Regions from separate parts of the Homo sapiens genome. Here region 1 is linked to region 2. Evidence: chromatin loops called from intact Hi-C (ENCODE). Cell type or tissue: PC-9. All regions are shown on one strand. Links, peaks and the distances in the headings refer to the core of each region. The heading gives the core; the rest is flanking DNA.

Region 1 (15,051 bases), core at 2,589-10,588, 380 kb before region 2:
AGAAGTCTAAAGGTTACAGAAACAGGTGAATGGATAAACAAAATGAAATGTTATTCTGCCATAAAATGGAATGAAATTCTGATACATGCTACCCCATGGATAAACCTTGAAGACATTATGCAAAATGAAATAAGCCAGACTCAAAAGGGCAAATATTATATGGTGCCACTTATACAATGTACCATGAATAGTCAATCCATAAAGACAGAAAGCGGAATGGAGGTTTTCAGGAGCTGGAGGAAGGGGAGAATGGGAAGTTATTGTTTAATGGGTGATACGGTTTGGCTCTGGGTCCCCACCCAAATCTCATCTCAAATTGTAATCCCATGTCAAGGGAGGGACCTGGTGGGAGATGATTGGATCATGGAGGTGATTCTTGTGATAGTGAGTGAGTTCTCATGAGATTCGATGGTTTAAAAGTATGTGGCTCCCTTCTGTCTCTCTTTTTCTCTCTCTCCTGCCACTTTGTGAAGAGATCTGCCTTGCTTACCTTCACCTTCCACCATGAGAGTGTTTCCCAAGGCTTCCCCAGGCACACAGAATTGTGAATCAATCAAACCTCTTTTCTTCATAAATTACCCAGTCTCAGGTAGTATCTTTATAGCAGCGTGAGAACAGACTATTACAATGGGTATAGAGTTTCACCTTGGACTGATAGAAAAGTTTTGGAAATAGATAGTGGTGATGGCTGCAAAACATTGTGAATGTATCTAATGTCACTGAATTGTACACTTAAAAGTGGTTAAAATGATAAATGTTATGTATGTTTTACCACAAAAAAAAAAAAAATACAGGCCAGCCTGGCCAACATGGTGAAACCCTGTCTCTACTAAAAATACAAAAATGAGCTGGGTGTGGTGGCACATGCCTGTGATCCCAGCTACTCTGGAGGCTGAGGCAGGAAAATCGCTTGAACCTGAGAGGTGGAGGTTGGAGTGAGCCGAGATCGTGCCACTGCACCCCAGCCTGGGCAATAGAGTGAGATTCCATCTCAAAAACAACAAACAAACAAACAAACAAAGAAAAAACAGGAATCGTGGATATAGGGGCAGGCACTAGGTCTAGGGCTGAAGCAGAGAACCCAAGGAAGGAACCAACTTGGAAAAAGGTCTCCGCAGGAATGAGACTCAGATGCCATTGGAGATGGTGTGGCTAGAGCCCGCAGGATGGCAGAGAAGTTTGTTGTAGTGCTTGAGGCCGGGCTGGCATGCAAGAAACCCATGCACCGGTGGGGGCAGCAGGGTGGGGGCTGACAACACTCACTGAGAAGCTGCCCTCTGAGGTGCAGGCATTCACTAGGACTTCACCCGTGGTATGTTACTGAAACTCCGGGGAGCCAACTGCTGGAGCATTTATGAGACACACTATGCCACCATCCGGGGCTTCAGCAGCGTTTGGTGAAAACCTGCCTGTGGGGTTGCTGTTGAATTTGCTGGAGAGCTGACTGAGGTGCTAGCAGAACTCCTCAGGAAATCACCAGGAGGAGCATCCCTGGGTGCCCCATGCACCAGTCAAGAGCAGGAGCAAGAGGAAAGGAAGGTAGCCTCTTCTTCCTGCAGTGTCTCTCCAGAGCCCTCCATTGACAGCACTTAATATCGTGCTAGCAGGCAAAGAAATGTTTACAGGATTCATCTCCAGTATCACAAAGGAGGATAACGAAGAGTGGATTTGGAATTCAGAGGCTCTAAAGTGATAACTGTCACAGCCCACCCCTTTGGCTACTCAGTTTCCATATGCACCCTCCTACACATACCTGAACTTCTATATGACAACGAACAAAATACAGCTATCCTTCTTACCAGGGAAAATATTCCTACCCTTTCTCCCAAATGAGAAGATACTCGTGCCAACAACAATTTTATCTATCTCTGGCTATATTCATTACTCGAATTTGATCACAGTCCCTCTAAATATTCTGTTACCAAAAGACCAAATTGTAAAGCTAACCTCCAACAACTTGTATATAAACTGATAAAGGGAAGAAGGAGAGAGAGATAAAATGGATGGCATTTTCCCATCACCCATCTATCAGTGGGAAAGAACTCTGGGGAAGTGCTCTTGAGGAAGTATCTTTGGGAAGAATCCCTGATTGGCCCTACTTGGGTCATGTGTGTTGGAATCTGTGAAAGTCGGGAATTTTGCCCATCTTACAAGCTAGTAAGCCTGTTATGGTTTCATGGATGCTGGCAGATGACATGAGACTGGATCAGAGACAAAGGACTACACTACTCATGGCAGAACAAGTTGCACGAGGTTTGTGTTAGTTAGCATTGGTTTTCCTTGTCCCCAAGTCCCACAGGGGTGATGTGGAGGGGCCCAGGTGGTTACTGTACACGCAGTGTGTTTGTACTGCAGCTAAGGAACACTGAGCTTGGGAACATACAATTTAATAGTAAGTGGTGAGCAAGTCTGCCCTTTGTCTGGGGCAGGGGGATATTGCTTTGTCAAGGCTGTCTACTGCAAACACAACCCTGAGAAATATCCCAAGCAAGGAACAGTCAGGACCTTGCATTCTTGTCATCCCCAGCAAGAGCATGCAGAGACAATCAGAGCCTGTGGCAAATTGCCTGTCACAAAAATCCACCACAAGGCCTGACAGATCCTTGGCCAAATTCACATTTTCCCATGAGTATGCTACCTCATCAGCTGCTCTGATTAGTCTGACCAACAGAGGGACCAAATCTGTTTAATTTGATTCCTATCACATTTAAAATTAAGGCTGCTATTGACAGGACTTCAAGCAATACAGTGCAGCAAGTCTGCCATATTGATCTCACCCATGTCCCCAGGGTCCCGGGCTCAACCAACTGTCTAAAAGTTCTGGGGGCAAGGGAGACCAGTCATTCCTATTTCAGATAGCTAGGATAAAATCTAATATCAGTCTAGTATTCATTATGACCCACTCATGGGAGTTTAGATTCACTGATATCATTGCCAGTGACTACAGGAGGCAATGTAGGGAGCAAAGACCCTCATCCCTGATGGAAGGACATTCATGGCCTCTCCCTTTCAAAGAGACAATCCAAAGGGGAGCAGGTCACTCTAGTTTGGAATTTGTTGTTAAATTTGATTTGAATCATCATTGCATTGGTTTGGTTAGGTAAGATGGTTAAATTTTACGTGTCAACTTGGCTGGGTCATGAGACTAAGATATTTGGTCAAACATTACTCTGGATGTTTCTGTGAGGGTGTTTTTGGATGAGATTAACATTTAAATCATTGGACTTTGAGTAAAGCAGATGACTCTACCTAATGTGGATGGTCCTCAACCAATCAATTGGAGGCCTAAATAGAACAAAAGACTGACCTCTTCCAGGCAAGAAGGAATTCTGCCAGCACATGAACTTTGCACTTGAACTGAAACAGTGGCTCTCCTGGGTCTCCAGCCTGCCAGCCCCCACCCTGCAGATTTTGGACTTGCCAGCCTCCATAATCATGGCAGCCCATTCCTTAAAATAAATCTCACTCTCTCTCTTCCTCTAGAATATACATACATATATATATATATATACACACACACACGCACACACATATAATATTATATATATTTTATATGCACACACAAAATAACAGATAGATAGATATCGTATTAGTTCTGTTTTTTTGGAGAACCCTGACTAGTCCTAGTTGCCTTTCTTTTCTTTTTCCACTTTTCTTCTGAGCTCATGTTCCACCTTCTGATATCTTAACATCATTTCCCTGAGCTCACTTTATCCTTTTCCTTCTTAAAGGCGACCATTTCATTAAGTTTTTAAGTGCCTGGTAATTGCTTGGTTATGACCGGTGTCTGCTCCATGGCAGCCTCTTCCTGGTGAGTATTCCACATCTGCCATTGGTTTTTCCTATCCCTTTCCTACATTTGCAGAGATCCTGCATGTCTTCCTTTTTGATGACTCATCTTTGAACAAGTGGAATTTTTTTTTTTTTTTTTTTTTGAGACGGAGTCTCACTCTGTCGCCAGGCAGGAGTGCAGTGGCGCAATCTTGGTGCACTGCAACCTCCGCCTCCCGGGTTCCAGTGATTCTCCTGCCTCAGCCTCCCAAGTAGCTGGGACTACAGGTGCCCGCCACCATGCCCAGCTAATTTTTTGTATTTTTAGTAGAGACGGGGTTTCACCATGTTGGCCAGGATGGTCTTGATCTCTTGACCTCGTGATCCACCTGCCTCAGCCTCCCAAAGTGCTGGGATTACAGGCGTGAGCCACCACACCCGGCCAAACAAGTGGAATTTTTCCTGGACCAGCTCTTTGCTGGTCATGTGGGAGGAGTTGGGGCTGTGTTCCAAGTCAGCTGGAATTTTTCTTATAACCCAGGATTTTACATGTGAGCTTGATCAGCCTTTACTTCTCAGCTTAAGCAGGTCTGGGCATGTTTGGCAACCTGGCCTGCATAATGAAGATTTCCATAATTTGGTGTTCATCTATTTATTCAGTTTTTGCCCGAATGATGAAGGAGGAAGTTTACATCTTGCTCCCTGGGGACAGGCAGAGACAGTGTGTGCACTTCCATCCTACAGGGACCAGATCTGAACAGTCTGGAGAGAGGAGCTGTGGTGGCAGCAGACAGATCTCTGCTTCAGGGGCCAGGTGTCTAGGTGAGACGCCACAGCGCGGCAGAGAGAACAGAGGCTTCTCTGCATGCCTGCCAGGGAATTGGCACCATGTCAACAGAAATCTTAGGTTACAGGAACAGGAACCAGCCCTGACTGACGTGTGCAAGCCCGGAGCTTTCCTTTCTCCTTGCACTTCCCACATGTTCCCCACATAACCAGCAACCACAGAGCCACCCCCTGCCACCCAACAACTCCCTCCTGAGCTAGAAACTTGTAAGACTCAGCTAGGAGTCTGAATGGTTGGATATCTAAAGCAAAGAATAATCTAGTTTGTAACATGGGACCAAAGGAAGAACTGAATATCCACAATCTGTGTAAAAAGAGGCCACTTTGGAGATTTCTATGCCTCTCAGGGGCTCTATCTCAGGATGGCTCAGCTGTAATTATCTTTGGATTCCCATACAGATCCAACTTCCCTGGAAAGAGAAAGTCTCATGTTTGTTAATAATATGAGGAAAGAATTAAAATATATCAGCTGCTATGGGCTAATGTCATTTATTTTGACTTTTCTTTTGTAGAAGAAATGCTGAGGCAGTGTCACGCTGGTGTCTGTCCTCCTTACAGAATGCCTGAACAGTTCCATTGACTCAAAGTGAAGATCAAAAGAACCAAATGACAGCAATAGCCAAGTGTAATCATCAGTAACCCTGTGTTCTATCCACAGGTAAAAAACAATCATCCTCTTCATTATGGGTTTCAATTTTAAATGTAATACATTTTTAGAAATGCCTATTTCCTTTTATAATCTCTTTATATAATCTAGGTTATTCTGGCTCTTAGGTCTTCATTTAGCTACTGAAAAGATTTGATCTCAAATCAATGATCTAACCACCCATGACCATCTCCCACCTCTCTCCCCGTACACCCCCCAGCATGAATTCTGGGAACTCAGGTAAAATGCTTTCTGGAAACCTGCCTGTATTAGTCTGTTGTCAAGCTGCTAATAAACACATACCCGAAACTGGGTAGTTTATAAAGGAAAGAGGTTTCCTTTATAGTTCCACATGGCTTGGGAGGCCTCACAATCATGGTGGAAGGCGAATGAGAAGCAAAGTCACATCTTGCATGGCAGCAGGGAAGAGAGAGTTTGTGTAGGGGAACACCCCTTTAAAAAACCATCAGATCTTGTGACACTCATTCACTGTCACGAGAACAGCACGGGAAAGACCCGCCCCCATGATTCAATTACCTCCCATGACACAAGGGAAGTATAGGAGCTACAATTCACAATGAGATCTGGGTGGGGACACAGACAAACCATGTCACCGCCTAAAACCAACTCAATAGTCTAAGGAATTTGACTGGGGAGAATCTGGAGAGGATTTAATTAATTTGGCAAAAGGATTAGCAATTGAATCTAAGTGAGAAAAGAGAATTCTTGGAGGAAAAAAAGATGTTTAGTTACACTGAGAAATTAAAACCTGAAGTAATTGCCTTTGAGATTTTTTTCAGGAAATGAGTATTGATTGCCTACTGTGTGTCAAATTATGTGTTTCATGTCAAAGACTCCAAAGTAGATAAGATATAGGCCCAGCCTTGGGGAGCTCATTGAGTCACAGAGAAAGTTTGAATGTTTCAGAGGAATCATCAAGAACAGGGGATCAGCAATCTATTATATTTTAATTGCGTCTTTTCATGATTATAAAAGCAATGCATGCGTGCTGAAGAGAATTTGGAAAAACAAAGAAGAAATTAAAAATCGTCTCTGATCCTGCCACCAGAAATAACCACTGTTAGCAATTGTATCACTTCTGTAGGTCTACATGGTTATCATAATAAGCTCTAGTATTGATTACATGCATCTCATGTACCAGAGATTATGCTAGACTCTCATTTAATCTGTACATTAGCCCTATGAAGTAGGGACCATCATTCTCCTCATTTTACAGATGAGGAAACAGAGGCTTGGAGAGGTTACTCTGCCTAAAGTCTCATAGCTAGCGAGTGGCAGAGATTGGACTCACCCAAGCTTTGTCTTATTCTCAAGCTCTCAACCAACCCGGTGGTGAGAAGAGCCAGCAGCAAAGCCTGTCATCTTTGTCTTCTTTTTTTTTCTAACCTCAAATCAGGGAGAAAATGCCCTTTGTCATTAGAAGGGCAAGGCAATTCTGAAGACAGCCCAGTTGGCTTGTCTCCGATTTGGCTTTCAGGGGCCTGTCTGATACCTATGGAGAGACGAGGGCTGAACAAGCTGTACTCTCAAAACAAAACAAAGCAAAACAAAACTTTAGTCTCTTTAGGGACTCTCTGATAGTAATGCAGAGGGAGAAAGGCTTTCTTTGTCTCACTGGGAGGAAGGTTCCCTACGGAAATTGAAGGCAGTGCCTGTTGACATAGCGCTGCCACCTGGTGGAAATAATGGTGTAGGACATCATGTCCAGCACCACTAGCGCTGAGACACTCCCTGGGAAGAGAAATGTTTGGAGAGAAATTTGCAAGAAGTTGGAAGTCTCGCAGTAGCAGGTAGGAACAAGAATTATAACTGCTACTGTGACCCCCTAAGGCTCCTCACATCCTCTTAAGGCTTGGAGAAACTCACACTATGTATATTTTCCTGTATTTTTGAAAAATGTTTTCCTTTATGCTTTGTTGTAATGAAATTACCTCTGATGGTCACATACCTTAAATATTTAGTATATATATGAATACTAAATGTCCATTTTCAGGAGTTAGTTTACCTGCATCTAAAATCAGGAATAGGTCACAGAGTAACTGAGCAAAAAGTGCTGTTAGGTTTGTGCATTTCACCCTTTGCCTGGGATGAGAGGACCTCAATCATCTTGGTACTAATGACAGGAAAAGTGCCCTCCTATCCATGTGTATCGGCTACGTGACTCAAGTCTCCTTATTTCCTTTTCTAGCATAACAAGGGGTTGTTACTGTTGTTTTACATCTGTGTTAATGAGATAAATAAGTTTAAAATAAAAAGATGTGTACCAGGCAGATGGAAAGGTGAACCATGAAGTTTTTGCCATCTGGATCTTCTGTCAAAGACAGATGAAAAATTCTGCCCAGGGTGTATGCTGAAGAACACAAATACTTAATCTGGAGTTCAAGTATGGGCTTCAAGGAGTCTATACACCCCTGAAATTTTGGGACAGATGGAATGTGTCTGAAGTATATTCATTTTTCTGGGAGGAAGCTCCAGAGTTTTCATCAGCTTCTGAAAATAGTGCATGCCCAAAGAGAAGGTTCAAAATCATTGCCTGGGGCCTTTCAGAGGGTCCTTCTAATCATGGTGTTCCCTAATGTTAATCAACACCACAAGCACTATTATTATTAAAAGTAATTGGGTCAGGTGTGGTGGCTCATGCCTATAATCCCAGTACTTTGGAAAGCTGAGGGAGGTGGATTGGTTGAGTCCAGGAATTCCAGACCAGCCTGGCCAACATTAGCTGGGTGTGAAGGCACACATCTATAGTCCCAGCTACTCAGGAGGCTGAGGTGGGAGTATCTTCTGAGCCCAGGAGGTGGAGGCTGCAGTGAGTTGAGATCATGCCTCTGGCACTCCAGCCTGGGCAACAGAGCAGGACCCTGTTTCAATAATGATAATAGTAATCATCATCATCATCATCATGATGTCGCAAGCTGATTTGAAATAACTTATTTTTATATAAGCACTTGGATTTACATAGGCTTGACTGAGGAATTACACTAGTGATTAAGGGTTCAACCTGGACACTGGTAAGGTAGACCAAGCCACATGAACCCCTGCCATTGGCAGGCCAGCAGCCAGTCCATCCTTCCTCCTTTGGACCCGTGGACTGTACTCAAAATCAGTAGAGGCTCTGTCAGAAGGTCCTGGGAAACAAGACCTGTCCATGGTTTCTTTACCTGAAAGTAAAAATGTTTGATGATATAATTTTTAAGTTCCTTTGAATCATTAAAGCTCACTGATTTAGGAGAATGGCTTTTACAATTTTTCAGCTTTAAACTCCCTCCTAAGTTTCTGAAGATCCTCTTGGGCCACTTCATGGATCTGATTTAAATCTAAAGTCCTAGGGGTTTCAAGGAGCACAGTTTGGAATCTACCATCCCGGGACATTCATTATATTAGTCTGTTTTCATGCTGCTGATAAAGACATACCCAAGACTGGGCAATTTACAAAAGAAAGAGATTTAATTGGACTTACAGTCCCACGTGTTGTTCCCTTTTTGCTGACATTACCCTGTCTGAAGTCCTCTACCCAGGGAAGCCACAAGGCACTGTTCTGGGTGGAGGTGGGTGTGGTGTCCACTGCGCCATACCCACCAGGACCTGAGGTGGAAGCTGGCCAGACACTGGTGCTCTGCTGGCATTTGGGCTGCAGATTTGGGGCAGGTAATGGGCATGGAGAGAACAGAGCCAAAAGCAGCACAGGAAGATGTGGCCATTCTGGTCTGAGAGAGGCATGGGAAATGACGGTTGGTGGCAGAAGCGTTTTCTAAACTTAGGCTCGTGAACAGCTTTCAAGTCCAGCTCTTGTCCAGATGTTGTCTTATACCACATGCTCATGGCAACCAGACCACCTCTGATTTTTTTGCAACCAGGTGCCTAACACAGCACATCAGTCAGGATCTGGCAGGAAGCAGGTGACATTCACACAAGGTAACTGACGAAAGCTGCTTTTGTTTTTTGCTTTTGGAGGAAGATGTTGAGAACACCTCCATTTATTAAATTAGCTATAGTAAGTGTAGTTTACATATTAAGGAGAGATTAATGATAGGATTTATACAGATGTGACAGGTTTAGGGAATGACCCCACTCAGCTGTCCCCCTTTCTATGAGACCATGCCTCTGCCTTCTCCCAACTCCATTCCAGCCCAGATGGCCTTCCTTTGTCCTTCTGTGGGGTGGAGATGGGAATGGTTCTCAGTTCCAGCTAGAATCAATTCAACTGGGGAAGCTTCAAAATACGTCAGTGCCTGGGCCCCGCCCCCAGCATTTCTAATTTAATGGGGCTCAGGTGGGGCCTGGGCAGTGGTGCTGTGTAAAAGCTCTCAGTTGATTCCAACACGCCCAGACCAATTCATTGACACTCTCTGGGGTAGAGGGCCTGGGCACTGGTACTTTTTCAAATTTCTCCAGTGCAGCCAGAACCAAGAAGCTCTGTTTTCTTTCCAAATCTATTGTCTGTTGGGGTGATCAGACCCAACACCAGGTCATGGGGGTGACAAAGTCTGGTGGAGTCAAAGGATTGAGAAATAGGTTTGAAAGAGAAAGGTGGGACACCAGGGGGCCATCGCCATTGTGGAGGCTGTGAAGGCCCTGAGCTCTGGGAGCCCATGCTATTTATTGGCAGTCCAACAAAGAAACATGTGGTGAGAATGTGGAGGTCAAAAGGACATGTTGCATTAAGCACATGATTTACAGCTGTGATGGTTTAGCGTTTATATGGAACATGTTTTGCTACTTGAGATAATGGGAGTAGGAGCCTAGGAAGGCTAGAAGCAAGGAGCCAGCAAGGCTAGACACATTCCAGAGGACATTATGTCAGATATGCAAGCCCTGCCTCAGTTTCTCCCAACACTCAGCTTTTTCCTAACATGCCCCCCTTCTCTTTTTTGTAAAAGAGAAAGTATTATTACTAGCTATCATTAGCAAGGTGATTGCAGGCTGTGCAGCCCTTAATTGCCGGTTGGTGATCCAGCTTCATTTTTCTTAGCCCTTATTCAAACCGGAGTCACTCTGGTTTGAGTGCTTCCCACATATCTCCGCTTTCCCTTTTACAGGACCCTTAATCCTAGGGGTTGCAGAAGGATGAAGGTCCATCTTCTGTAACTTCTTCATGCTGAATAGGGGTGATGATACTCCTGCCTAACTATTAGGGTTTCTGTATTCAGGGTAGAGAGGAGCTCAGCCAGAAAGCATTGGTCTGTTAAGCATCAAGACTCCGGTCGGTCCTCGTTCCATCTTCTCATTCAGATTCAGCTGGCTCATGGCTCGTACTGGGGAACCCAGTCCATGCTTAGGATCCATGGGTCCCTCCAGTCTCCCATTCCATGGTCGTACACGTCTTGAGGGCATCCACATGGTTCGTTCATCTCCTGCAAAAACACAAGCATACCCTCACCCCCACATTAGTAAATCTACTGAAACAGAAGCAAAAACTGTTGTGGCTGTAGCTGGGAGGCCACTGATATTGAGAAACAGGCCCTTCCAACAGAAGGCACCAGGAAAGCAAATCAAGGCTTAAAAGCAATCCTTAAACCTTCAATTTGCACTGTACAGGTGGGTCCACTAGATGCTGTGGCTCATGACAGATCTTCAGATGTTTGGTGAGGACCCACACAGGCACCTGATCATCACCTGGAGAGACACAAACAAATCCTCTTCCTCATATTAAAGAATGGAATTCTTGTGCATCAGCAAAGACCACAGACACCAATGCATCTGCCCTTTAAGTTTAAAGGACCAAAGAGTCCTATTGGAGAAAAAAGAAAAAGCATTTTTATCCTTACCTTCCCCCGCTCTATTCCTTTTATATTTGCCCTTTGAGCCATAGCTAATTTCCATAATTCAGAATGTTCTCGTCTGTCCCTGCAAATCTCTGCTAGTCTTTGCTAGCCTCTACTTTTGTACCTCTTTAGGGCACTGACCTTATATTGCTAGTCTTTGCTTTTGTACCTCTTTAGGGCACTGATTTTATATTGCTAGTCTTCATCTATCCCTATCTGTCCCTGTGGTACCTGTGAGTTCCTGCAAGTCTCTGTCTCTATCTCTATCTCTATTTATCTCTATCTATCTATATCTCTATCTATCTCTATCTCTATTTATCTCTATATTTATCTCCTTTAGCTGTACTTACTTATCTCTACTTAGACTTACTTATCTCTACTTACTTACTTGTCTCTACTTATCTCTACTTACTTATCTCTGCATCTTTCCTGGAAACCTTTTCTATGACCCTGAGTAGAGCTCAGAAATCCACCCTTTAAGCTTCACCAAGAGAAAAACAGGGACACTGGACCCTGCACCAGATTGAAGGGAACAGGAAGTGCTCTCCCCGCCCCAAAGCAGGAAAACAAGAGTTTGGCCCTTGCAAATTTCCACTCCACATCAGCGTCATCCTCAATTTCCTGGAACATTATAGCAATGAATTTGTGGTTATAGCTGATGACCACTGATTTCACTTCAGAAAGTCCAAATATAGCCCAGAACAGTGTCTTAAAACTCTGTTGTGAAGGCTTCATTTTGTTTTGCACCAATGTAGTAGGAGTAGACGTTGAACATTCCCATCATAAAGGCCACAAATACCACAATGAACACATTCCTTGTGTGCTGATTAAATCGTTTTTCTGTAGCAGAGGTAGGTTAACCATGAAACTGAAGCGTGATGACTTCACTTGCCCTATGCAAAGCAGCCCATGATTTATTTTTTCTGGGGACTACTGACAACCAGTCCTGTGTGTCAACCGGTAAGCATCCAACAGCAGGTCTACTGTACAAATAGGTCTTTTGTCAGACACTTGATTAACCCAATATATAGCCTTTCCTGTTGGATTAGTGCTACCAAAGCCTCCAGTTCTTTTCACTGTACTGCTTCCCAGCTTTATGTCAACAACTGAGCAATTCTTTCTCCTAGGGAAGCAGACCACGGAGTTGAAGAACTAATAACTAATTGAATTTCTCCAGTATAATCAGAACCAATCATTCCCATATGCACAGTTACATCTCTAGGTCTTTCTTTTTATTATTATTATACTTTAAGTTCTAGGGTGCATGTGCACAACGTGCAGGTTTGTTACGTATGTATACATGTGCCATGTGGGTGTGCTGCACCCATTAACTCGTCATTTACATTAGGTATATCTCCTAATGCTATCTCTCTCCGCTCCCGCCACCCCACTACAGGCCCCAGTGTGTGATGTTCCACTTCCTGTGTCCAAGTGTTCTCATTGTTCAATTCCCACCTATGAGTGAGAACATGCGTGTTTGGTTTTCTGTCCTTGCGATAGTTTGCTGAGAATGATGGTTTCCAGCTTCATCCATGTCCCTACAAAGGACATAAACTTATCCCTTTTTATGGCTGCATAGTATTCCATGGTGTATATGTGCCACATTTTCTTAATCCAGTCTATCATTGATGGACATTTGGGTTGGTTCCAAGTATTTGCTATTGTGAATAGTGCCACAATAAACATAAGTGTGCATGTGTCTTTACAGCAGCATGATTTATAATCCCTTGGTTATATACCCAGTAATGGGATGGCTGGGTCAAATGGTATTTCTAGCTCTAGATCCTTGAGGAATTGCCACACTGTCTTCCACAATGGTTGAACTAGTTTACAGTCCCACCAACAGTGTAATAAAAGTGTTCCTATTTCTCCACATCCTCTCCAGCACCTGTTGTTTCCTGACTTTTTAATGATCGCCATTCTAACTGGTGTGAGATGGTATCTCATTGTGGTTTGGATTTGCATTTGTCTGATGGCCAGCGATGATGAGCATTTTTTCATGTGTCTGTTGGCTGCGTAAATGTCTTCTTTTGAGAGGTGTCCATTCATATCCTTTGCCCACTTTTTGATGGGGTTGTTTGATTTTTTTCTTGTAAATTTTGTTTAAGTTCTTTGTAGATTCTGGATATTAGCCCTTTGTCAGATGGGTAGATTGTAAAGATTTTCTCCCACTCTGTAGGTTACCTGCTCACTCTGATGGCAGTTTCTTTTGCTGTGCTGAAGCTCTTTAGTTTAATTAGATCCCATTTGTCAATTTTGGCTTTTGTTGCCATTGCTTTTGGTGTTTTAGTCATGAAGTTCTTGCCCATGCCTGTGTCCTGAATGGTATTGTCTAGGTTTTCTTCTAGAGTTTTTATGGTTTTAGGTCTAAAATTTAAGTCTTTAATCCATCCTGAATTAATTTTTGTGTAAGGTGTAAGGAAGGGATCAAGTTTCAGCATTCTACATATGGCTAGCCAGTTTTCCCAGCACCATTTATTAAATAGGGAATCCTTTCCCCATTTCTTGTTTTTGTCAGGTTTGTCAAAGATCAGATTGTTGTAGATGTGTGGCATTATTTCTGAGGGCTCTGTTCTGTTCCATTGGTCCATGTCTCTGTTTTGGTACCAGTACCATGCTGTTTTGGTTACTGTAGCCTTGTAGCATAGTTTGAAGTCAGGTAGCATGATGCCTCCAGCTTTGTTCTTTTGGCTTAGGATTGTCTTGGCAATGTGGGTTCTTTTTTGGTTCCATATGAACTTTAAAGTAGTTTTTTCCAATTCTGTGAAGAAAGTCATTGGTAGCTTGATGGGGATGGCATTGAATCTATAAATTACCTTGGGCAGTATGGCCATTTTCACGATATTGATTCTTCCTATCCATGAGCATGGAATGTTCTTCCATTTGTTTGTGTCGTCTTTTATTTCATTGAGCAGTGGTTTGTAGTTCTCCTTGAAGAGGTCCTTCACATCCCTTGCAAGTTGTATTCCTAGGTATTTTATTTGCTTTGAAGCCATTGTGAATGGGAGTTCACTCAAGATTTGGCTCTCTGTCTGTTACTGGTATATAGGAATGCTTGTGATTTTTGCACATTGATTTTGTATCCTGAGACTTTGCTGAAGTTGCTTATCAACTTAAGGAGATTTTGGGCTGAGACGATGGGGTTTTCTAAATATACAATCTTGTCATCTGCAAACAGGGACAATTTGACTTCCTCTTTTCCTAATTGAATACCCTTTATTTCTTTCTCCTGCCTGATTGCCCTGGCCAGAACTTCCAACACTATGTTGAATAGGAATGGTGATAGAGGGCATCCCTGTCTTGTGCCAGTTTTCAAAGGGAATGCTTCCAGTTTTTGCCCATTCAGTATGATATTGGGTGTGGGTTTGTCATAAATAGCTTTTATTATTTTGAGATACGTCCCATCAATACCTAGTTTATTGAGAGTTTTTAGCATGAAGGTTGTTGAATTTTGTCAAAGGCCTTTTCTGCATCTATTGAGATAATCATGTGGTTTTTGTCTCTGGTTCTGCTTATATGCTGGATTACGTTTATTGATTTGCATATGTTGCACCAGCCTTGAATCCCAGGGATGAAGCCAACTTGATTGTGGTGGATAAGCTTTTTGATGTGCTGCTGGATTCGGTTTGCCAGTATTTTATTGAGGATTTTTGCACTGATGTTCATCAGGGATGTTGGTCTAAAATTCTCTTTTTTTGTTTGTCTCTCTGCCAGACTTTGGTATCAGGATGATGCTGACCTCATAAAATGAGTTAGAGAGGATTCCCACTTTTTCTATTGATTGGAATAGTTTCAGAAGGAATGGTACCAGCTCCTCTTTGTACCTCTGGTAGAATTCGGCTGTGAATCCATCTGGTCCTGGACTTTTTTTGGTTGGTAGGCTATAAACTATTGCCTCAATTTCAGAGCCTGTTATTGGTCTATTCAGGGATTCAACTTCTTCCTGGTTTAGTCTTGGCAGGGTGTATGTGTTGAGGAATTTATTCATTTCTTCTAGATTTT
Region 2 (15,051 bases), core at 4,460-12,459:
AGATTTTGTTTGCCTGGCAAGAAAATGAATTTGAATCATCACTCGAGACTCACTGACCCATCTTGGGCACAGATTCTAGTTGTCTGTGCACACGAGTTACAATGACTTGGGCTCCCTGAAGTTAACACACACCCTGCCAGGAGGAAGGACAAGTGGAATCTGGTCCCAGTCAGAACCCAGTCTGCCACCCAGACTCTAGGAAGGTGTCAGAGCTCTATTACAGTTCTCTCAAATCCAAATTCCCATTCCCATCTTTCAGAATAGCAAGGAAATGCCAATTTCCAATGGGGTTTGAAGCAGAAGGGTCAAGTCTATGGTTAGGGTGAACACACGTGGTCACTAAGGCCTGCCTGAACAGTCACCAGGGAGAAGGGCAGGCCTGCCAGTCAGTAGAGGGAGAATGTGTCACAGCAGTAATGAGAAGGGAGGTACGAACCCAGAAGTAGGAAAGGAACACCAATTAGAATGAAGTAACTGGAAAAGGAAAGCAGATGGAAGCGAAAAACAAATAGGGTTTTGTATTAGTCAGTTCTCACTGCTATGAATAAATACCTGAGACTGGGTAATGTATGAAGGAAAGAGATTTAATTGGCTCACAGTTCCACTTACTGGGGAGGCCTCAGGAAACTTAACAACCATGGCAGAAGGCAAAGGAAAGGCAGGCACCTTCTTCACAGGGCAGCAGGACAGAGTGAGTGCCAGCAGTGGAAATGCCAGATGCTTATAAAACCATCAGATCTCATGAGACTCACTTATCATGAGAACTGCACAGGGGGGCCGCCCCCATGATCCAATTACCTCCCCCTGGTCTCGCCCTTGGCACTTAAGGATTATGGGGATTATGGGAATTACAATTCAAGATGAAATTTTGGGTGGGGGACACAGCCAGACTATATGAGGTTCTGAAGGCACAGAGTCTCGAAGGCCAGCTGCACCAACCACTTCCATGGAGTCAGTGGCCCAGCGCCAGTGGACCGACCCCGGGAGATCTTCAGGAACCTGCCCTACTCCTTTGGGGATCATGAAATCGTGGTGCCTGATGGCAGATGATGAGGATTCATCAAAGATTCTTAGATAGTGTTTGAAAAAAAGCCTCATCATTCCAGGCTTCCGGTGACTCAGAGCAGTGAGCAGGAGCCTGGATGTCCACAGTTCTAGATGTGAAAACCTAGGTGACTTCATTAAAGAAATGCCACCCCAAGCTCCCACCTCTGCCTGGGAGGCACATGGAGCATTTTTCTGCCCCTAGGCCACCCCACTGGAATGGGGCAGTTTCGGAATCTTCCCAGAGATGGTGCAGAGGCAGGCAGCCTTGGAAAAGCTACACCAGTGACCTGAAAGTGCTCTTGTGCCTGGGACAGCCTCTACCTTAGGTTGGAAAGCAGGCGGGGACACAGCACATGTTCTTGCCTTCCCACTAGAATAGTCTAGGGCTGTGTCTGCTTCATGACTTTCCAATTGGCTGATGACACTTTCTGGATGGTCATCTAGGGATCATGGGGTGGGGGCACAGAGACCTGTACCATCCACCCCCTCCAGTTCCTATTCCCTGATATACCTGAGAATCTCAGAGACTTACCAACCACATGCCCCAATGTTGGAGACCTGAGGTCCAGGGAAGGGGCACAGGAGCTTGCATTTCAGATGCTCTGACTTCCAGCACCTGCCACTCAACACATGAATGAGAGTGCACTGATCTGAGAGTGAAGCAGCCTTCCCATGTCCCCCCAGAGAAAGAGTAACACTGCCTTTCATCTCCCCATGACCCATGCATTCATTCATTCGACAAAGGTTTCTAGAAGGCCAGGACTGTGCTAAACACTGGGGATTCTGTGAAGAACAGGACAAACAGAGCTTTGCCTTCATTAGGTTTATGATCCAGTGGATGGACTGACAAGAAACAAGCAAACAAAGAAATGAGTACAGAATGGCCTATTTAGATAATGACATCTGCCTTCTTCTGAAGTGTAATCCTCAACTGGCCAACCTGATGGCATAATTATATCATGAGAGTGCAGCGAATTTCTGGGAGTCCTCTGATTCAGTCTAGGCTCACTGTTCCCTTTGCAATACTTTCATCTCCTTCCTGTTGGGGCCAATAGATGTACCAAGGGTAGTGTCGTCATTTTTCTACGCAATCAAGCATGCAGCCAAATACAACTTGGCCTCTGCTCATTCATATCCCCTAAATGTCACAGAAGCAATGTGACATCCTATGATGAGAGACCATGCTTTGGAGTCAGGCACAACTAGCTGCCCCCAGCTCTGTCACCATGTGAGCTTAGAAGAGAGACTTTTTTTTCCCCAAGTTTTGAGATGTTAATGGAGATCACTGTGGCATCTGTACAAGGATTTTATTTTTATAGAATGAGATGTGTTAGGATCAGGAAGGAATTTTGCCCAGCTCCTGGCACCCAGTCACGTTGTGATGAATCTTGGCTCCCTGTAGACATAGTGAATGACATGGTGAGCCTGGAGGCCGGCTCAACCCAGAGTTTCTTAAAGTGTGGTCCATGAACCACCTACATGAGGACGGCCTGACATATTTGTAAACTGTAAACCTGGAGTATTTGTAAACTTGCAGCTTCCTGTGTCCAGATTCTGTCTCCAGATTCTGGAGCGCAGCCCAAGAATCTGCATGTTTCACAGCACCAACCCTCCGCTCTGGCCCCACCACCAGGTGATTCTTAGGAGCCTTAAAGTTTGAAACTTGCTGGCTTGATTGGTGGGCCAGGCTTTTGTTACCCTGAGGGTCAAGAAATCACTTTTTAATGGTCAACCCTAAGCAAAAGAGCTTTCATAGGTGTAGAGAGTCACCTCACCCACAGCCTCCTCACCAAAGTACTTCTGTGTGGGAAGGGAGACTTTCGGGACTTTAGCATTCCTCTGCCCTGGCTAAATCCCCTCCACTCAGCACCTTAGGGCCACCCAAAGGAATTACCCACCCTATTTCAGGGGGATGGCAAGACCCAGCTAATGTTGTTTCTGGACATATTGGTATGTCAGGAGGTTGGATCTGCCAGGAGCTTCCTTACAGGAGGACCCAAGGAGCCTCAGTGGGCAGAGCTCATCCTAAGAAAAACATGTCAAGCTCACAAACTGGGTTCATGGGTGACAATGGCAAGGCTGGATGAAAAGGAGATTCTGGCTCTGTTACTCAGAGCAATGTCCAACTGTTTGGACTCATGCCCCTTCGGTGAGTGGCTGGAATGAAAGATGAATAAAAATGGAGAGAGCTGTCACTGGGGCATCACTCATTGCTCATTGGTGTGGCACTCTCTGTGGTCACTGGCAACAGCACCCTGGACCACACACCCAGGTCCTCACTGCCTCATGCTGGCAGCCTCAGGGTAAACACTGGTGGGTAGTGGCAGGAAAGTGGGCTCCTCTGGTGGGTGACCTTGTGCCCCTCTGTGGGCTCTGGCAAACCCACTGCCATTATGGGGTTCTGCAGCATCAGAAGAGAGGCTGTGCACTAAAGCCAGGGAGAACACCCGGTGCCACAGAAGATGAACTTGGGAAGCACACGAGTCAGCCCCCTAGGACCACCTCCCGGAATATTTGGGAGGAATACGAGAAGGGCTGGGAATCCCCAAAGTACGCGTTACAGTCACAGAAATGTGAATTTGTGAGTTGATGTCACTCTCTTCTTACCCCCAGGCTGGTGTGGTTTCGGGAAGATGGATGATATCAGCAAATGTTCTGAGGTTGGGAAACAGGATTAGTCACCCGGCCCAAGAGGATGAATTCCCTAGTTTCTGTCTCCTTGGTGACATCACTGCTCCAAAGCGTACCATAAGATGGTGCCGGATGAAAAGTTCTATTTCTAGAGTTCTCATAAAAGTGCCATTATTTTGTTGATGGATTAAGAGGCCAAGGTCACTGTATTTCCCAGGAGCTTCCCTGTCCACTCCACATATGGAATGCTCTTCCTCAGCAGTGGGCAGGCAGGACTGTCCTCCAGGGAGACAAACTCCTAGCGGCAAGCAGCATACCCGGCTCGGTGTTTTACTTTTATCAAAATCCTGTCTGTAGTCACCAACACTAGCTTTCAGATTGAATTTTTCAAGAGCATGTGGCCAATTGTGTCTGTGTTCTTCCACAGTTTAGAGGTATGGGGTCAAATTAGGGTTTGAAAAGCACCCCAGGGAATATTCTTTCATGTGCTAAGCAAAGGCTTGGCCAGAGTTCTGAAGAGCCGAAACCCTGCGAATGGATTTGATGAGTTCATTAGCATCGAGCGAGATGACAGTTTTGGCTTGCTTCTGAATGACAGGTTTTTTTCAAAAGCTTGTGAGGTGAACATGGAGAAGATGCTTCCTACCCACCAGGGAGGCACTGGTTTGTGCTTCCAGAATCAAATCACTATCTCACTTAGCCTTGCTTGTAACCAATTACAGGAGCTATTTGGGAGCTGGCCAGGGTCGGAAACAGAGTCTTTGAAGGAAGGGGATATCAAGAGAGATCAGGATAACTTTAGCTGTACCATGAAGCATAACCCACTCCTCAGCCAAACCACCAGTTTTAGCCTGGGGATGCGAGATAGGCAGGAGAGTAGCAGACGATGGGAGAAAGCAGATCGGATCATGGCCCTTGTGAGGGTTTTGGTCAACTTTACATATACAGGACCAAAAGTAAGCGTGGCAAAGAATGGCTAAGCCATCTTCCACTGAGAAAACTTGGCCAGGTGAGCAACGTATGCTTCTACCCAAGTAAACTGGTTTGCCCGAGGCCCCTGGAGTGAAATCTCCACAAAACACCAAAGAAACAATCCATGTGCGTTGAGATGACTTCATTCATCCCTTTCCCTTTTTTGACTCCCTCTTCCTCACTCTCCCACACATCATCCTAACAGGAGGAAGGAAAAGGACTGCTTAAGCATCCAGGGTTCTCTCCAGCCAGAGCTGCCATGGAAAGCCAGCTGGCAAACAATGCGGGCTCAACAAGAGTCATTTTTCAGATGGGGATTTTTCTCTGAGTACAGTTTGAAAACTAAGGCCACTTGGAAATATGAAGGGCATGTTTTGTATTTCCCAGAATGTGTGTATGGGGATGGTATCTCATTCTTCTTCCCTTAGAGTGCTTTCTGTGCTGCTTCCTCCTACAGGAACGTCCTTCTGTGGGTCTTGCTTTTCCTCCTGTGCGCTGGCAGAGAGAGGATGGTGGCGCGGCCAACACACGTTTGTGACTGAAGACCATGGTGATTTTGTAGCATCCTGGGTATTTCACATCCATGAAGTAGGAACGGAGGCTCTGCCCTGGGTGCTGCTGCTTGGGTCTCCTTTTCTGGAGAGGGATGAAGACCTCGGCGAGAGGCATGTTCTTGTGGGGAGGTCATCGCTGCTGGGAAGGAGAGGACATGCTTCTTGTCTAGTAAAGGCCTTGATGACACCCCATATTAAATTCAGGGAATGAACCTCTTTATTACAAAGTGCTCCACATCAGGCAAGGTGGGAGAGGAGAGAAGGGGGGGAGCGTGGGGTCCGGTGGGACAGACAGACCCGGGCCAGCTCTCCCAGATGCATCTGATGAGGTGAAAGCATCCACCCAGAGTGGCATCACCCAGAGTGAGACTTGAGGGGGGACTGTACATTTCATGTCCTTTCCCGTTACTGGATTTACATTTCTGACTTTAGGGAATACTGAAGTAAAATTTTTAAATTCTGACTTTCCAGATCCATTCCAAAGTTGATTCTGCACAACAGTTTGTAGTTTTTTTTAGCCTCTTGTAGCCCCAGGCTCAAAATGCCCCCTAACATTCCTGAGTAGAAGAAACTAAACATCTAAATGACCAAAGTCATGCAGGAAGGCACGCATCAGATCCAGAAACCCAACATGCATTTACACATGACACTGCCTCCTCCTCTTTTCAAACCTGTGCAGCTCTATGCTCCTTATTTTTGTATTTCCAAAGGTTTGTTTTTGACTCACCTTTCCTGCGTTCCTTTCTCTCATCCGTGCATCATTTGGAAAACACAAAAGTGCTGCTCCTGAGGTTTAGCACCTTCTCCCTGTAGCCACTCACCAGCAAGCCCACTCTCCCATGGCAGGACCTGGAGCCTGTCATTCGGGAACCATGTGATAGCACTCAGAATCTTAGAAGCAAGAACAGCAGATTTGGAGTGCCTGCATTTCTTATGGGATACTGATCTGGCCAGCTTTTCTTTCCCATAGGAATGGAGAAAATCGTGGCAGAGATGATCCAAACAACCCGATGAGCTCAAAAGTGAATTGTGTTTGCCTTTGAAATGGGGTCTCAGATTTGCACTTATTCCTTCTGCACAATAGCACGACAGTCATCCAGCAGTGGCGGTGGTATTGAGGGTGTTTGTGCACGCTGCCTCTGCGTGGAGCAGGAAGGCAGGCTAGAAATGTATTTGGATGGCTGAGGGGTAGGGCCACAGACTGGAACCCTTGGTGTGGGATGGTGACTCAATGGCATGTTACCACACATCAGCAGACGAAGAGAGCTTTCTTCTTGCTCCCAGGCCTCCTCTTGACTAGACAATGCATTTCTGCTGCTGGTTGCTTCAAGGTAACTCTGAGTAAAAGCCCTTTCGCTATGAGGAGGGAGACACTTAGAGGAGTCTGTAACACCCTTGTAAAGAGCTCCTCAGGGAACAAGGTCTAGAAAGAAGGGTACAGAATGGAAAGCCAATTGGTTGTTTCCCCAGCCCTGCCCCCATCTGAGGATCCTGTTTTATAAACTTGTCGCCCCGGTTCTTCCAGTCACTTTCAAAAATCTTTGTAAGTACATGGATACCAGAAAAAAAATGTGTCTGCTATTATCCTAAACCACCCTGCGCGGCCAACCTGCCCACAGGCAAGGCAAATAGCTAGGGAAATGCTCTCTTCACTCCATCTGTTCCCAGGCAACCATGGATATTAGCAGCATGCACTGCGTGAAGTATACGGGCAGGCAGGGCCTCTGTGCTGTGGTGTGAAAAAAAATCATAGATTTCAGTAAATGTAAGACCAACACCCACGACATTCATTATTCAGCAGAGTAGTTAAGAGTTCTGAAACCAAACTGCCTGGGTCCAAATCCCAGCTCTGGCACTTACTAGCTGTGTGATCTTGTGAGAGTTACTTAGATTCTCTGTGCCTCAGTTTCCTCATCTGTAAAAAGAGAATATCAACCATAATATCTACCTTGTAGGATTGTTGGAGGGATTAAATGAGTTAAAAGAAACTTAGTACAGTGTGTGGCACTTAGCAAGGACTACATAAAAGTTTGTTACAAAAAAATTTTTATATGTAATAGCACACACAGGTGGGGCATATTTACTCAGCACTGTTGGCTTCATGACAAAACAACTGAAAAGTCATCAGAATCAGACTGTTCCATACTTGCAAAGAATACAGCCCATACTCACGAGGATCCAAACTCAGCATTTTGAAATCTAATAGTACTAGTGAAATCGCTGTTATGCCACTAAGTGCTAAGATGTTAAGACTGGGCTTCCATCGTGCCTGTGACATATTTGTTGTCCTTTCCACCAATGTATCTTCTCAGTGAGTGAAAGAACCTCAGGGTCCAAGGCTCATCTAATCACCCAGCAGAGTAATTGTCAATACTATTTGTGTTATGGGTCAAGCCTTCCTTAGTAGACAGGAACAGTAAACCCTGAACAGAAGGGGCAAGGGAAAGAGAAGGGAGGAAAGCCTTTGTATTGTTTCCCCTTCCTGTTCCTTGTTGGGCCAAAATGAAACCCCGGGGCAACACCAGGAGCCTCTGTGGCCTCCCAAGGCTGCCTGTCGTTTTGGACTTGAATTCCGGTGGTCTATGAAGCCTGTGGCCATCACTGCACAGTGCTCTTGGGTCTTGTACTTCGGGGATCCACAGGTATGTCTGCAAGTTTTTAGGGGCTCCCAACTATCTCAGTTCTGGCCAGACCTCCTGAAGATGCTCAAATCCTCCCCCAGCCCACCCCTGATCTGTGCAGGCTTCAGGGAGCCAGATATGGATTCTAGGTAGAAACCTGTGTTCCCTGATGTTCCACTGGAAGTTGCAGAGTTTAACAGGCTACGGGCTAACAAATATTTTGAAAGGCCTTGGAACACCCAGCATCCTCCCACCTTGCTCCAAGCAAAATGCAATGTGCCTTCCATCTCATCTTCGGCATTTCCCCAGCCCTTCTCAGCATGAGCTAAATGGCACACTTCATCGACCGGTCAATAAGTCATGTTTATCGAACTGACAGTGTGTGACGCAGGGGTGTGGGAGCTGCAAAGATGGGTGAGCAGGGAAAAAAACAACCCAGTCAAATGTTAGGGTTTATGTATAAAGAAGGCGGCTCTTCACTTCTCTTTCCCCAGCCTGGACATTCACCAACCCTCCTTTCCAAAAGCTCCACAAGGAGATGGGCATCATGATCACCCTGAACTCAAAAGCCCTTTCTTTATGTGGTGCTGACCTCTAGAGGCTTCTAATTAAAAAGCATCCGAAAGGGCCAACTTAATTTTACTGCTGGTTTTTACACTGTACATTGTTGCCCTATTTCCCAACAAAATAAGGATAAAATATGTTACTTTAAATGATCCCTAAAAAAATGCCTACCTTGTTCCTTGACTGCCTAATTAAAACTTGCCCAGATCATTACAAATGCCATTGTTTACTCCAAAAAGGAAAAAAGGAGGGTTAGAGATAGGGAAAGTACTTCAGTTTTTTGTTTTTTTTTTTTTTGCCTATTGTGGTCCTAAGAGGAAAGCACAGTGCCAGCTTTTTCAGGATGCATTTCTTGAGTTTCCAAAGGGCCAAGTCTGCTAAACAGAGACAGGAATGTTCATTCACTCTGATTTGGCAGGGCACAGGGCAAAACCACCCTGACACTCAGGTACACGGACAGCAAGTCCACTTTGTCCAGCCCCGGCGTGGCGTCCAAATGCTGGGTGGTGGGTCTGGTTCTGTTTATTTTGTTGTCCTTCAACCCAAACCTGTACACAAAGAACTCTATGACAATGGAGGATCCCACTCGGCCCAACTTCACTATGGAAACGAGGCTCATTTCTAAAGGGAGTGAGACTGTTGATTACATCCCTAAGCTGAACACCCCAATTTTACTTTGTTGTAGTTCTGACTCCTTATTACTTTCACGAAGGGAAGGAAGGTGTGGAAAGGCAGGAGAAAACACGCAGGGACATAAGCATTTGGGCTAACACACAGCCACGATATCAACTGGCGTCTTCAATTCTAAAAGGGATCCTAGGGGAAAGAGCTTCAGAATCCCAGGACAGTTTTGCCAATCCTGGCCGCCCCACCCTGGTTCTGTGAGTGTTTCCATTACAACTGTGCTTCATGTCCTCTCTACCGACTCCTGACTCCCCTAGACAAGTCAGGGCTAGTGCCCAAAGGGAACTCGGGGACAAGTCTCCCACTCTTTATTTTTACAGATGAGGAAACAAAGCCGGAAGTCGGTGGGGTGGGGAGGGGACATGCCTAGGGCCACAGTCAGCCCAGGAGGAGTCTGGGCTAGAACCTCTTGCCCTCAGCCACTGATTTCAGAATGATTACACGGGGGAAATGTGGGTATTTTTAACACCAGTGCCCGCACTTAAAGGGGCCAACCTGCATTTTATAAACTCTATCTGTGAGACGGATACAATAACTGTAACAAAGGAAGTCCATAAGTAAGACTTCGCCTGCCCCCGCTGCTGCACCACGAGCAGGGTTGGGACTGCTGACACAGAGCTCACCACTTGAGTACAATCTCTAACAGCCACATCGAAAACAAAGGACCACACACTATCTAACATACACACAAGCCTTTATGCTGTGCCTGTAAAGCAAAACTCAAATCTAATCGAATCTAATGGGTCTCTCTATGGAGACCCATTCATTTGGAGAAAGAAACTGGCTCTTAATCAAATAACAGAACTTACCATCAACTTCCAGATGAGTTATTTAAATGCCATGTTTGGTGAATAAATAACCGGGAGGAAGGTGGTGGAGACATGGTGTCATGTCATAGAATGACCACAGAATACAGATTTCTAATTAATGCCAAAAAGAATTCCTAAGTAGGCTAGAAAAAATAGGGTTCTCAAACACAAAACTAAAGTATTGGTTCAAAGAAGTAGAAAATTACTAACTACCAGTTATAGCATCACAATAGACATATGAATGCATCACACAGAAATGATTAATCTTTGAACAATGGCAGTGTTTCATGTTACCAGCTCCTCCCTCTCTTCCCCCAGCCTCCTCACAAACAGCAACCACACAGCGAGCTGCCGGTCCTTTACTCTTTGCTCTTCATTTATAAGCCACATTAGGTGTCCTTTGGGACCAAACATTGTGGAGGCAGAAAAAAAGAGGCAAACACCACCAGAGTTTGAAAGGCTCTTTAATAGCAAGCGAATGGTAATTACATGGTCGGATGAGGTCCTCACTCTCAGGGGAGGGAGGAGGGAGCAGAGGTGGACAGGGTGCAGTATAGGATTTACACTGTTTGAAGCATCTAACGAAGGGCAACAGTTTTTGGCAACCCAATTCACAGTTTTGTAATTTACAAGAGATTTCTTTGAAAGGAAATAGGAAGGCAAAGAAAGCACACATACCCTACCGGCAACACTTCTTGCCTAAAAAAAAAAAAAAACAACAACCAAAAAACAAAAACCCAACAACTATTCCTTGCTTTTGCTTCTTGTGTAGATGACTAAATTTTGCTCTCATGCTCAAATTAAGACTGGATCACGGATAGTGAAGATCTGCCCTAGCATTGAAGATTTACTTCCTCCTCTTCAGAGCTGACATTTGTACTGCGCACTACTCTTATCTTTATCTGCCTAGGTGTCAGAAGGGGCTTAGTAAAAAATGAAACTTGAGAAACAAAACAAAACAGAAAAACAGGGAAAGGCAGTTTACAAAGAACAGACTGTCAGCTTTCTGTCTGGTATCAAACAACTTGAATACAGCTCTAAGTAAATTAAAACATTTATTTTTATGTGGCCTGGCATCTACTTTTAATCGCTTGTGCCTATTCAGCCTTATAGTGCTTTAAATGGGGTTTCTAACATGAAATGCTCATGGGTACTATATTTTCGTAATCCAGATTTAAATAAAAATATAAAAGACAACATATTATGTTAAATAATATGTTGTCTTTTATATTTGCCCAGTGAGCAGAAGCTATAGATATTTTACCATGGACACCCATTGCCATGGACACCACAGGCTACCAGCATTCTGGCAGGTTTCAGAATTACTCTCTATAAAATCTAAAAGACTTCAGCTTCTTGTGTCATACCTGTTATCACTAAACTGGGAGAAGTGACTGGGTCTTTATGAAAAAGGATCAGTTTTTAATTCAAAGAAATTTTAGGCTTCTCCGAAGACTGGGTGATCAGCAATGGCATCTCTTTGGAGCTAACACCCACTGCAGGGGAGAGGGGTCTGTGATCGCTTAAGCATTAATTGTGCTCTTTCTACAACCTTGAAGCACAGTGAGGAGGTTGGCCCTGCCCTCTGGCCTGAGGGGGCACTCCTGCTTCCTCCCCGCTGCCAAGGACACCCAAGTTTGCTTTGTGATTTACCTGCCGGGTGCCTGGAGCCCCTCTCAGATCTGCCTGCATTTGGGAAAGACAGGCTTCTCAGGCTGGCAGCTGGTTTTACTGAAGGAAAGAGCCCTACCAGATGAGCAGGGTTCCTGTTGGTCTCCTTGGCTGGGGGGCACTTTTAAAGTGGCAAAGCCATGCCAACACAAGGCATTGCCTCTCAACATACAGTCAGTTCCTTTGAGGAAAGCAGGCCCCCAGTGAGACAGCCGTGAAAATGAAAACAGTTTTCCTGGGGCTCAGGTGGTAACTGTCAGACCCCAACTCTCCCATTCTCCCTTATTCATCTCCTCCCACCCCAAGTTAAGTCCTGCCTATTCCTTCATGCCTCTCTGTAAGAAATCAGATCTGTTCATACCAGTTTCCCAACTTGTGAATTTTAACATGCAAAGCCTATTCCTAAAATATAAATTCCAATGACACTTGGGACCACAGCTCCCCTAGGTCCATGTACATTGTGCTCTTATGAAACAGAAACAATATTCAGAAATATATTGTGCTAGAGACGGTTTCTGTTTATACATGAAAGATGACAGCAACTATAAAGGAGAGAGGTTTTCGTTGAAGTACACTGGAAATCTAATTCTGGCACCAGGACACAAGGAGGATCCCTACATAAGAGACTTTTCCATTGCACCATGTGCTGCTTTGGGCCTGGGAGACAGGAGTGGACACCTGAGTGCAGGTGAATCCACAGTGGTGACAGGCACTACACGGGGCCTCACCTCCCTCCCTGGCTCCGTACTTCACTCTGATTCCTTGACGTCTGCTCGATATGGTGATCAGGCTGCGGAAACCAGGCGGCCATAAGAACAATGTCTCTAGGATTCACTCAAACCCAGGATCACGGTTTTGTAATGTTATCAAGGCATGATTTTGGATTTCAGAGCTGGCCCAGTGAACAACAAGCAATCAAGCATTCCTTTCTCTTTCTTTCTCTCTCTCACATATACACACACACTCTTTCTCTCTCACGTTACTTTCACTGTCACTTTCTCTCTACTGGATAACAGGCCAAAAGTACTGGCACTCATCTTTCACTTTCTTCCAGCTATTCTTCCTACACATCTCTCACTCTCAGGTAAGTTAAACATACACCACTTCCAAAGCCCCAGTCTGCCACAGCACAAAGAAAAGCCATGTCTCCACAGGCAGAGCATGTACAGCTGAGATAAGTCCTCTGGGGCCTCACCTTTCCCTTTCCTCTAAGGAAGAGAATTTCATCTGCCCCATGAGATCGAGCCCTCAGGGGCTTGGGCACTCACAGATCAACATGTTCTAAGGTAGTGCAGGGGTCAGCATCCTAAAGGCAGCACCTTGGCAAGATCCCACATGTATTTTCTTCTCGAATCCCTAAAAGTTTCCTTGACTGTTGCTCCTTACTCACACACACACATAAGGCAGGCACAGAAGGGCAGTGTTTACAGCTGGAAGGGCAAATGCCCCTTGTTCACAGACCAGTTAGACTTGTCAAGGTCACACAGTCCTTGGCCGACTTGAACTAGAACCCAGGTGTCTCTCCTGCGTCCAAGGTCAACACTCCTCCTCCCACACCGCTGCCACCTCCTGGTGAGTAAATGTGTAAGTCTGTGAAGGGTCAGGGATGTGTTTCACCATGGAACCATTTCCATAACAGAAACCACAGGCTGCCAGGCTCACTGACTGCAGCTTTGCACCATGCACAGCCCTGCTTAGAGCAGCCACAGCGCAGGAAGAAGTGAGTGTGTGGGCAAGTGTGTGAGCACGAGAAGGGATGTGCACACATTCAGAAAAAGGAAGTCTTAGAAGAAACAATTCGATCTGCTAATGCTGTTTGGGATTTTGCTATGGAGATTAAGTAACATACAGACATGTTCTCTGTTTCCTACCCCTGGTGCAAAACAAAGCCCAGAATTCTCATCAGCCCACAGAATGGCCGAGTCTATCTATCTCCACTCAATTTTTATAAACAGAGAACATTAACATGATAATACCAACATGTATTTGGTCAAAGTCTAAACACTTTTTTGATAAAATACATTTTATGTTAATGTCCATTCCATTTCCAAACATACATAAATTTAGATTTTAAGCTTCAACGTATAAAATTTCAGTTTACCTTCCAATGGAGCAAGCTAGTGAAGCTTCCTCATTTCACTTGCAGAAGTCATTCTTGCGGCTTACTGCATTAAAGTGGAGGTTACGAAACCTGGGCGACACCTGTGTAATATACAGCTCACAATCACCTTTGCTCATGAATGGAGCCAATCAGAACACAGGCAGGGCTGCAAAGGGCAGTATATGCTCACCCCAATGGATGAAACACTAAGTTGTGTTTTACTAATAGGCTACTTGGAAGGAAATTCATTTTACTTGAAATTAACCTTTAGTATGACTTTTCAAGAAAAGAACACAAAGTGGGTACTGAAGCACAGATGGAAATCACTGTCCTATTATTTTACCCGATGACTTAAAACTGGAGTACGCTGTTTTACCACGAGCAGCCGAACTCCTCACAGCACCAATCAATTAAACAGAAAATGTCGAGACAATCAGGTTTACACCGACATGCCTGGAAGATATACAAGACTCCCATAAGTTCTGTGGCCTCTGCTGCTACTGCTTGTTTTTAATTCAAAACTTTCACAACCTAACAGGCACATGTGTGACTGTTTAAACGTACCCACCCCAGATGCTAGGTTTAATCTAGTGTTGTAAAGGAGGCATTCCGCATCCTAGGTTAACTAAAACCAGGGATGCAGAAGGGTCCAGGAATAATTCCATGTTAGCATTACAAAGGATGTCCCCAGTAAGTAATTGTTGGCTAAACGATAACAGCAGTATTTCCAGTTATTACAGAAGTTGTTTCTGTGAGTTGTCTGAGTATCTTGATTATTAAAACGTTCCCTGTTAACCAAGCTAACCCACGATTAAAAGATTCCTACCTTCGTGTCCCTTTACAAATACACCACAATTAAGTCCCTCGAAACATGTGATTAAATTTTTAAATAAATTACACAATGGAATCCTTTTTTTGACTTTTTTTTTTTAAATAAAAGACTTAAAAAGTAAAGAAGGATTCTACCATATTTTTAAAAACTTTTAATCCTGGTTTACTTTTCTAACAAATTTATCTATGGCTTCAAAGTTTAAGCGGCACTTGAATTCTGGATGTTTTCATGATTTAACAAGCGGCCATCTCATTAGAAAGAGAGAAGGTAAAATGTTTCATTTTATACGTGGGACGGCTTATAAACAGCTTTAAAAATCAATACATTATATCTTTCACCCCATCTATATTTTCCACTATAGACTTCAAAAGTGGCTTTGGAATTAGCATGTTTTGAAACAGTCGAACAAGCAAGTAACATTTACACCTAACCACGAACCAGTCGCTACATACCCAGGTAACTCAGTAATGGCAAAACACTTAAAGGCTTCTGGGCCTCTCTTACCCTCTTAGTCCAAAGCTAAGTGATTATCCTTTCCTGCCCTTGTATTTGCACTTGTGCAGTT

The links. Peaks named below come from ENCODE experiments on the same cell type or tissue, not always from the same donor. Only the 100,000 strongest peaks of a DNase experiment are listed, where the experiment ranks them.
Region 1: it touches region 2 in a loop (5-fold over the local background); 2 of 110 quality-filtered maps call a loop at or near these places.

Annotation. Positions count from the first base shown.
Region 1 is chr7:30,540,860-30,555,910 of GRCh38, reverse strand. GARS1-DT (GARS1 divergent transcript) reads left to right here. Exons shown (of 7, transcript NR_038889.1): 6 at 3,732-3,811; 7 at 5,130-7,554. It also overlaps the pseudogene TRPC6P10. Among named protein-coding and RNA genes, the nearest start is that of GARS1-DT, 29 kb to the left of the region's middle. RefSeq lists an enhancer at 6,721-7,222. In PC-9, for the core only: CTCF peaks have their summits at 6,705 and 6,928 (motif pointing left); DNase peaks (open chromatin) are centred at 3,917, 4,660 and 6,970; H3K4me3 peaks cover 664 bases; H3K27ac peaks cover 2,118 bases.
Region 2 is chr7:30,158,042-30,173,092 of GRCh38, reverse strand. It overlaps MTURN (maturin, neural progenitor differentiation regulator homolog), which reads right to left. Exons shown (of 3, transcript NM_152793.3): 3 at 10,331-15,051. It also overlaps the pseudogene RPS27P16. Among named protein-coding and RNA genes, the nearest start is that of MTURN, 31 kb to the right of the region's middle. RefSeq lists enhancers at 3,185-4,384, 3,707-4,532 and silencers at 9,585-9,644, 13,242-13,301. In PC-9, for the core only: CTCF peaks have their summits at 8,219 and 8,420 (motif pointing left); DNase peaks (open chromatin) are centred at 6,792, 8,412 and 10,172; H3K27ac peaks cover 1,227 bases.